Regions from separate parts of the Homo sapiens genome. Here region 1 is linked to region 2. A link is a loop called in an ENCODE intact Hi-C map of the cell type or tissue named here. Cell type or tissue: PC-9. All regions are shown on one strand.

Evidence for each region. Peaks named below come from ENCODE experiments on the same cell type or tissue, not always from the same donor. Only the 100,000 strongest peaks of a DNase experiment are listed, where the experiment ranks them.
Region 1: it touches region 2 in a loop (9-fold over the local background); 1 of 110 quality-filtered maps calls a loop at or near these places.

Annotation. Positions count from the first base shown.
Region 1 is chr3:151,767,110-151,772,109 of GRCh38, reverse strand. All of the region lies in intron 2 of AADACL2-AS1 (AADACL2 antisense RNA 1), which reads left to right. It also overlaps the pseudogene AADACP1. Among named protein-coding and RNA genes, the nearest start is that of AADACL2, 36 kb to the right of the region's middle. In PC-9, no CTCF peak of the experiment used is centred here; a DNase peak (open chromatin) is centred at 1,879.
Region 2 is chr3:151,302,772-151,307,771 of GRCh38, reverse strand. The region is part of intron 16 of MED12L (mediator complex subunit 12L); the gene reads right to left. The region is part of intron 1 of GPR87 (G protein-coupled receptor 87); the gene reads left to right. Among named protein-coding and RNA genes, the nearest start is that of GPR87, 12 kb to the left of the region's middle. In PC-9, a CTCF peak has its summit at 3,084; DNase peaks (open chromatin) are centred at 431, 2,161 and 2,541; H3K4me3 peaks cover 2,604 bases; H3K27ac peaks cover 4,895 bases.

The sequences.
Region 1 (5,000 bases), 460 kb before region 2:
AATAAAATGACTAGAAAATTAAGTAACTAATAGAAAATGAAAATGTGGGGCTGAATGTAGTGGCTGATGCCTCTAGTCCCAGCGTGTTGGAGGCAAAGGTTTGGGGGATTGCTTGAGGCCAGGAGTTTAAAACCAGCCTGGGAAACAGAACAAGACCCCATCTCTACAAAAAATGTTTAAAAAAATAACTAAGCATGGTGGCATGTGCCTATAGCCCTAACTGCTCAGGAGGCCAAGTAGTGGGAGGATCACTTGAGCCCAGGAGTTCCAGGCTGCAAGAAGCTATGATCACCACTGCACTCCATCCTGGGCAACAGAGAGATCAAGAACCCGTCTTTAAAACAAACAAACAAACAAAAAACCACAAAGAGGGCTGGGCGTGGTGGCTCATGCCTGTAATCCCAGCACTTTGGGAGGTCGAGGTGGGCGGGTCACCTGAGGTCGGGGGGTTCGAGACCAGCATGGCCAACATGGCGAAACTCCGTCTCTACTAAAAATAGAAAAATGCACTGGGTGCGGTGGCGCATGCCTGTAATCCCAGCTACTTGGGAGGCTGAGGCAGGAGAATCACTTGAACCCAGGAGACAGAGGTTGCAATGAGCTGAGATTGGACCACTGCACTCCAGCCTGGGCAATAGAGCAAGACTCTGTCTCTAAAAAAAACATAAAAATAGAAAAACAAACAAACAAAAACCTTGAGAATAAGGCATGTATCACACTTATTCAGAGCTGCATTAAATGCCAGTAGAGAATGTTGAAACACCTAAAAAATATATGCAAGGAAACAGAGTGTGAGCCAAGTGTTAAATATCCAGGCTAAGTGTCCTTGAATTATCTTTTTCTTTTGCTACAAGAAGGCAGTTTGCTACAGAGAAGTTTCCAGGAAATCATGAATGGCTTCATATCCAAGTAGTTAGCCTCACTAGAAAAAAACCACAGGTCTCCGAGGGCCAGTGTGGACACTGGGGGCAGCCAGCCAGGGAGCTGCCCTGTCGCCTCAGCGGCTCACTCTCCTTCAACTGAGAATCATGCCGTGTGTTCAATTTCCCTTGACCTTTTACCAGTTGACCTTTTGACAGAATATTTCAGTGAGAATGCATTTTCATGCCTGAATCCAAGATTGTTGTGTAGAATTTTCTATAACTAATCACAGTGCTGCTCAATTCTACCTTTTCTGAAGTTTATACTTCATAAATGCTTCATTCTGTCAGTATTCATGCCATGAAAATCACAGTAAGATTGTTTTTCTCAGCCAGCATATTTTGTTTTCTAATATTTAAAATTAAAATTACTTGAATACTTCCTTCATACTTATTCTGTTAGGGATTTGTGTTAAAGAATGAAGTTTGTTTTTTTTTTTAAGGTTTGAAAATCGTCAAGCAAACTTTAAGAGCAAAATTTCCAAGACAGCAGAAAGTTTTAAAAATAATATAGCTGGTAATTATTTTCTCCTGATTAAACTTAAATATTCACAGAGACAATGAAATTCTGAACTTACCAAATTTGTTACCATTTTCACAGGTGTAGCTATCCACACCAGTCACCAGAGTTCCTCAATATTATCTGAGAGAGGAGTATAAACATAATATGCCCCAAGGACCCCTGCAATCAGAAACAAAATAGTCTTTCTTCCCATGATGTTTCCCTTCTGCTCTTTCTACTTTGGCAACACAGCAAATACTTGTTTGAAACATGCAGTGGCTGAATTTTCATTGTTTTAAGCCCTGCCATAAAGTGTTACATAACTTCCTGAGTACAAATTCCACTGTTCAGTTTTCATTTCATGGGCAGACCCTAAATAAATATACTTAGCAGAAATACAAAGGCGAGCTCTGAGAAACAATCAGCACTTATTTTCTGCAAGTTCTGTCAAATCCAACAGCCTTATTACGTTGCTAGGCAGTTAGTAAACAAACATTTAATGCACAATTACTAAGAGCTGAATACCTTATTTTTAAAAAGGCCATGTGACAGTGCAAGAAACGCAGTGTATGTCTCAAATAACAAACCTTCGAGTAAGGAAGAACAAACAGAATTTTTTCGTTGTTGTTATGTTTTGTTTTGTTTTTTTGAGATGAGAATCTCACTCTGTCGCCCAGGCTGGAGTGCAGTGGCACGATCTCCACTCACTGCTACCTCCGCCTCAAGGGTTCAAGCAATTCTCCTGCCTCAGCCTCTCAAGTAGCTGAGATTACAGGTGCACACCACCACGCCTGGCTAATTTTTGTATTTCTAATAGAGATGGGGTTTCACCATGTTGGCCAGGCTGGTCTCGAACTCCTGACCTCAGGTGATCCATGCGCCTAGGCCTCTAAAACTCCTGGGATTACAGGTGTGAGCCACCGCACCTGGCCCAAACAGAATATTTTAAAACTTACAATCATGGTGGAAGGGGAAACCGGCACAACTTCACATGGTGGAGCAGGAGAGAGAGCAAGTGAAGGGAGAGGTGCTACACACTTTCAGACAACAAGATCTCATGAGAACTCTATCACAAGAACAGCATGGGGTAAGTCTGCCTCATGATACAATCACTTCCCACCAGGACCCTCCTTTAATATGAGATTTCAGTGGGGACACAGAGCCAAACCATATCAACATCTAAACCTAGAAACTGTATAATAAAAATACAATATTACAATCCTTTGAGACCACCATCAATATGTGCAGTCTTTCACTGACCAAAACATTGCTATGGGTGTACGACTGAATGTAGATGCAGATATATGTATGTATAAAACAGGAAACATATTGTGGAAATTGGCTCTTGTGATTGGAGAGGTGTAGTAGTTCCACTATCTGTCATCTTCAAGCTGGAGAACCAGGAAAGCCGATAATGTAATTCAGCCTGAGTCTGAGGCCTGAGAACCAATGCTGTAACTCCCAACCTAAGTCTGAAGTTGTTATTAACCTCTGCATTTCTATCTTTTTAAATTTGAGGATAATTGCTTTATGGCCAAGAATTAAAAAAAAAAAAGTTTAATGTGTACTTTACTTTAAAAGAATGTGTATTATGACATTATTTGGTATGGGTTCAATTTGTGTAAATTAAGTCAGTAGTATTAACTGTGTTATTGAAACTTTTTTTTTTTTACTTAATTTTTGTGTTTTTCTATCGGTTACTGAAAAAATGAGTTAAAATCTTCTACACAGGTTCTCAGCTTTTGAAAATCCCCAAATCTCCTTAGAAGAACTCACAGAGAAATAAAACAAAACCAAAAACCTATGGACAACATAATATGAAGAAAAATATGAGGCAAAAATATAACAACAAACCAACTTCCAAGTATCTATGTTGGAAATAATTTACCAACAACTACAAGGCCTGTGTGGTATAATCTTCCCTATGTGCAGGTGGAAGCAGAGGAAAGCGATGAAGTATTTGACAGAATAAGAATTAACCAACAAATATTCACCTGAAATTGTGGTTACAAATCTGAGAAAACAGTTGAAACTGGCTGGGGTTTGCATAGTCTTATGCTGTGTAAGCTATCTGCAGTGTGACCTGAAGGGGTTGGAACAGGCTGGGCCCTACTGTCCCTCAACACTAATCAACCAAAGGTTCTTCCAGGGAAGAACCCCACACTGAGAAGAAACTAAGAATCTAAATTAAGCAGGAAATGGGGAAAGAAGTGGATTAAATTGTGGGAATAAAATGGAATATTTCATAAGAACAACAGAAGAGGAAGTTATTAATAGAAAATATACAAAATCATGGTTCCTTTCTAAGGAACTAACTTCTAAGCTAATGAATTTCCTGTGAAAATGAGCCTCAGAAATAACTGAGGTTAAATATCATTCAGAGTTATTATAATAGCAAAATAATAAGCAAAATAACCTCTTTATAGACAATTAAAGCCCACAAAGCAGAGGAAAACTATATCCTAATGTTTTAAAATTAGCCAAAGTCATTAACACAATAACCTGCCATGTGAAAGAACATCATAAACCAGAATTATGAAAACTCAGAAATTAGTCAATAACACAATAAATAACCCCCTGAACAAATGAAAGAACAAACAAACAACACCATTTCAAAAATAAAGACTAGACCAAAATGGGCACAAAGGAGAATAAAAATTATATAAAGCTACAAGGAATACAGAAAATGTCATAGGGGAAATACAGCGTGAAAATGAGATAGAAGTTTCAAATAAAAGGAAGTTAACGGCTACATGCTCTATGATTCATTTTTATGAAATCCGGAAAAAGGTAAATTTACAGAAAAAATGGATCAGTAGTTTCTGTGGGGCTGAGGGCAAAAAAAGGGTTTGACTACAAGGGAGAAATAGGAGAAAACGTTTTCAAGCTATGAAGCTTTTCTGTGCCTCAGTTATGGTGAAATTTACATGATGGTATACATTCTTCAAGACACACAGGATTGTATACCAAATATGGTGAACTTTATAGTATATAAACATGTAAGTGAATGCAAAAAGAAATTAGGATCAAAATTAGAATGACTTTTAAAAAAACAGCAAATGATGAAGACAGGGAAAGAACATCCAACATAGATAGAATGATATTTTACATGAAAGAAAAACCAAAGCAAGGGAATGGAACAATTATTAAAAACTATATTTCAAGATATTCCTGAAATCTTAAAAAAATTAAGATTTGAAACTGCGTATTAATGAGGTAAACAACATAACTGGGAAAAAATTTAAAGCATAGTAGCCAATACTGACATATTCTATTAATAGTAAGATTATTAGACTTAAAAAATCCCTTGCACAGGCCAGGCTCAGTGGCTCACACCTGTAATCCCAACACTTTCGGGGGCTGAAGCCAATGAATCACGAGGTCAGGAGTTGGAGACCAACCGGGCCAACATGGTGAAGCCCTGTCTCTACTAAAAATATAAAAATTAGCCAAGTGTGGTGGCACACGCCTGTAATCCCAGCTACTTAGAAGGCTGAGACAGGAGAATCATTTGAACCCGGGAGGCGGAGGTTGCAGTGAGCCGAGATCGTGCCACTGCGCTCCACCCTAGGACAGAG
Region 2 (5,000 bases):
CATTTCCTGGTTTTGCCTCTCACCATCTGTGTGGTATTGGGCAGGTTGTTGAATCCTGCTCAGTTCCCTCACTTGTCAAAAAGAATAGTCAGGTTTGAGGTTAAGGTTATAAAGAACCATTAGACACAAATCTTGTCTTCAGGGAGTTTACAATCCACTTTACATCAACCCCCCATCTGCTCTAAACACACACACACACACACACACACACACACACACACACACACACACACACACAGAGCAAGTTACCTGAGGTCACCTAAAAAAAATTTAACTCTAAATTGTTAACCAAAATAGGTCTATTTGTAAGCTACATGTACCAGCAAAACTATGAGAACAGAACATCAGTGTAGCACCTGAAAAACCTGAATGAAGGGCTGCTGTGCTTTGCATTCCAACACATTTAGGAGACTAACTCCATGCATGCATTAATGAAATGTGCTATGAATACAGTGACCTAATTCCATTACAATAAGAGGTAACTCATAACCAGTGAGGTAATCTGCCTCTTTCCCCAGGCCTTCAGCAGAGCTATAATCTTAGCATTGTTGAAAAACACACATAAATTTACAAATACACATACACATAAAGTCAGGCTTAAACTGAGAAAGATTCTTAGATTATAGGTGATTCCAAAATAGAAGAGATCCTGTATCTTTCAAATAAACTTTCTATCAGATGGCTTTTGTGAAGACTATCTCTTTACCACAAAAATGCAGGAACTACATCAATATCTCTATATAATCAATCAGTTCAGTATAGCTTTTCAGAACTAAAGTGGCAAAATAAACCTTCAGATCTCAAATTCTTACAATTTCAGATGTGAGCTTTTAGAGGGAAAACTGGAGAGTGGAGGACAGATAGCAAAGATATTGATATTATAACTCTGTCATTTGAGAACCACCACTACCAAACACTAAGTCAAAAATTAATCATGAGCAACTGCATTTAGGGAGCCAGCATTTAACTGGCACTGATATTTCAAGATCCTGACCAGAGGGCAATAACAAGAGAGATGAAGCCCAGGGAGAGTTAAAGCATTGCCATGGCAGGGCAGGGCACACCGGCCTGCTCTTCCTGCTGACAGAGTTTCCCCCGGCGTGGTACAAATGACTCCCCACCCATGCCAAGATCCAATCCAGTGAACTGCAACAGCAGGCTGGCTCTGTGTGGACCACAAGGCTGGGTGTCCAAAGTAGCTGTTCAGTAGTCCTGGATGTTGTCCTCCCATAGCCCTTCTGGGGAGAGAGCAAATGTTTGGGCATCCAACACAACTGGGGTCAAGTCCCTATTCCACTACTCAGAAGCTTTTCGTAACACCAGAAACCTCAGTTTTTCCCCACCGAAAGCAGTTTTATAACACAATCAGTAGGGTTTTCACTTAAAGGCCCCAGTAGAGGGGCAGGCACAGAGAAAAGCTCCACTGTGACTATTAACACATTCTCAGGTGTGAACTAATCAACATGACCTCCTGTCACTACTTTTTTCTGGGTTGCTAAGAGGTATAAGAAAAACCATTTGAAAAGAAATGGTTAAGTGATGGTCAGTAATACAAGAAAAATCAGGCGTTTGCAGGGAGGAGAGACACAGAAGAAGGGAAAGATACATTTATAATCAAAGTAGAACAATTGGGGATCTATAGAGGTTAAGTATAGCCACATAAGATTAAATGATAAGCGGAATAATCATTGCCAAATCAACTGACTGTAGGACCCGGCAGGTAATGCTCCTGAAAGAGGTGGCCCAGGGATGTCAACGCGTATGCTGTGAGCCAGAGAACTGGAGAGAGCTCACTTCCCCATCAGGAAGAGGCAACTAATAGTGCTGGATTGTTCATGCTGGATGCTAGCAAATCTTCTCATCTTTCAAAATGGGTTCCAAATCTGGATTCTTATGTGAAATTTCCTGATGTTTTCAACATTGTTCAGGCCAAATAAAACTAGACCTCTAGTTTGGAAGATTAGCAGTTCCTTCACAAGCTTGATGGAGAAAACAGACTCCTACCTCTGCCCAATACTGCCCCCCTCCCACTTCCTGTCCTCTAAAATAACCCCCCAGAATCATTCTTCACTTTTACTCCACAACAGTATAATAGAACTGCAATTTCAGTTTCTATTGTATTTGATATGAATCCCAGCTCTACCCATTACTCACAGTGTGAGTCAGGGCAACTTAATTAAACTGTCTGAATCTCGTATCTTCCTACCTGGCGGGGGTGGAAATATATCTAGGTCCTAGGGTAGCTCTGAAGATTGCTTAAGGTATCAACCACCAAGTTCGGGGTCCAAAAGCAAGGAGAAACTGAGAATGTGTTAATCCTTTTCCACCAACCTCATTTTACAACCAACAACAAAGAAACATGGTTAGTAAAATAGCCAAAGGAAAATACCAATGGGTGGCTGGAAAAAAAACAGGTCTCTAAGCAGCGATACCATCTAACCTCAGGAATGACTGTGAAACCTAGGCCTACCACAAACATCACATTCTTGTGTGGTTTCATCAGCTCTCAGCTGAAGGAACAGTAGGTGGCAGGGCAGGATTCCCGCCCGGGATCCAGGTCCTGGAACCAAGCCCTTTACTACCACTGAAGCAATCTTCCTTGCAACACCCTGCAAGTGCTGGGACATGCAGACAATGCAGAGCCACTGTAGTAAAAGCACACAGGGAGCGCTGAAGCTGAGGCACTGATCATTCAGAAAGACAGCAGGCAGGTAAGGCTCTGAGACAATTTAAAGGAAGGGCAAGCTATTGGAGCAAAAGTATCAGTCAAATGACTCCTGAGAGGGCAGCTGAGGCCACCAGCCACACAGCCATCTCAGCATAAACAAGGTGCAAGGATCCACCCCCCTCAACCCCCTTGTCCAGCCTATGAAGTGCTAAATAAATTCAACTGTGTACCTATGATATACAGCAGGAACTAAAACGACTTCAGCTCCACCCTGCGCAAGTACACAGGCTGCTTTGTAAACGTTCATCATTTTAACCTCGCAGTCAACCTATAATGGATGAGTCTTCATACCCATTTTATACAGGCAGAAATGGAGGGTTAGAAGCTAAAACCAACAGAGCTGGGGCTGTAATTCAGAGAATGAGAGAATCAAATCCTTGCTCTATACACTCCACCACGGTGCCACCATACTTGGCTAGAGGTCAAGGCAGGATTTTTTTTTTTTTTAATCCAAGCTGGAAAAAAAATTTTTTTTTGAGACAGTCTCACTCTGTCGCCCAGGCTGGAGTGCAATGGCATGACCTCGGCTCACTGCAAGGTCTCCCGGGTTCAAGCGATTCTCCTGCCTCAGCCTCCCGAATAGCTGGGACCACAGGTGCACGCTGCCATGCCCAGCTAATTTTTGTATTTTTAGTAGAGACAGGGTTTCACCATGTTGGCCACGCTGGTCTCGAACTCCTGACCTCAGGTGATCCACCAGCCTCGGCCACCCAGTGCTGGGATTACAGGCATGAGCCACCGTGCCTGGCCAGAACATTTTTAAATGCCAGACATTGAATGATATGCTTAAGAAAACCCTCCATTAATCCTTTATCTATCTCCACCTCCCACCTTCTCTGTCTCCTTTCTGTCACAGGCATGTTCTTTTTTTGAAAGAGTTTTCTGAGATTGCTGCCTCCACTTCCTCACCTTACAATCATTACTCAACCCTCTGTCATTAGGCTTCTCTCCCCAAAACACCCTGGGCCCCCCAGCACGTGGAGCACTGGCAAAGATGAACAATGACCTTTTTGTTGCTGAATCCCATCCAGTGGCACTTTGCTGTCCTATGTCACTTGACTTCCCCCACAGGATAAAACTAGTCACAATTCCTCATTTCCTAAACTCTCTTTTTGGTTCACATGACATTATTATTATTATTTGGTAATCCTCCCAACTCTCTGGCCTCTCCTTCAGGCACTCCCCTCACCCTAAGACTGCTCCATTAAAAAGTCTACATTAGCTCTCTGCTATTCTCACTCCACTGTGTGGTTTTGGGTTTTTTGTTTGTTTGTTTGTTTTGAGACGGAGTCTCACCCTGTCATCCAGGCTGCAGTGCAGTGGCGTGATCTCAGCTCACTGCAACTTCCGCCTCCTGGGTTCAAGCAATTCTCCTACCTCAGCCTCCCCAGTAGCTGGGATTACAGGTGCACGCAACATCATCTGGCTAATTGTTGTATTTTTAGTAGAGATGGGGTTTCACCATGTTGGCCAGGCTTGTCTCAAACTCCTGACCTCAGGTAATCTACCCACCATGGCCTCCCAAAGTGCTGGGATTACAGGCGTGAGCCACCATGCATGGCCGACTGTGCAGTTTCATCTTGAACAATCTCATTCATTCCCACAGCTTCTTCTATCACCTATTTTCTATTGGCCTTAGATAGACATCACCAGCCAGGAGTACTTCTCCAAGCTCCAGACCTTTCTCTTTAATCATCTAGTAGACACCTCCACATGCATACTACACAGGCATCATGAAATCAACCAATCCAAAACTAAACTCCACTCTTCCCAGTACGTGTTTGTCCTTTCATGGGTCCTACATCAGCGAAAGAGACTAAAATCTATAGTCAAATACCTGGGAGGCCTCCAACAATCTTCTAACCCTTTTCACCAGCATCATTCAGCCACAGATTCTTTAAGATGCCTCATATTTTGTCATATATCTCCATCTCTACATGCTGTCACCAGTTCCTCAGTAGACTATTATACCTTATCTTTGGCTACACTCAGCATTTCCATGTGCTCCTTTCTGATTGGACCTTGGGCAAACCTGCCACAACCTGGGCATCATAGTTGTCATGGAACCTCTGTAATCCTTGCTTCCCCTCAGTTCGGGTACACCTCTGTATCTTCACAGCATCCCAAACCTCTCATTCGATATTGAAATGGTCTATTTCTGGATTCTCAACTAGACTCTAAACTTGAGGACAGAAATGTACCTTTCTCTTCTTTATAAACTCCAGGGCCTGAAATATGAGCAGACTCTTAGTAAACGACCTTATGAAAGAGA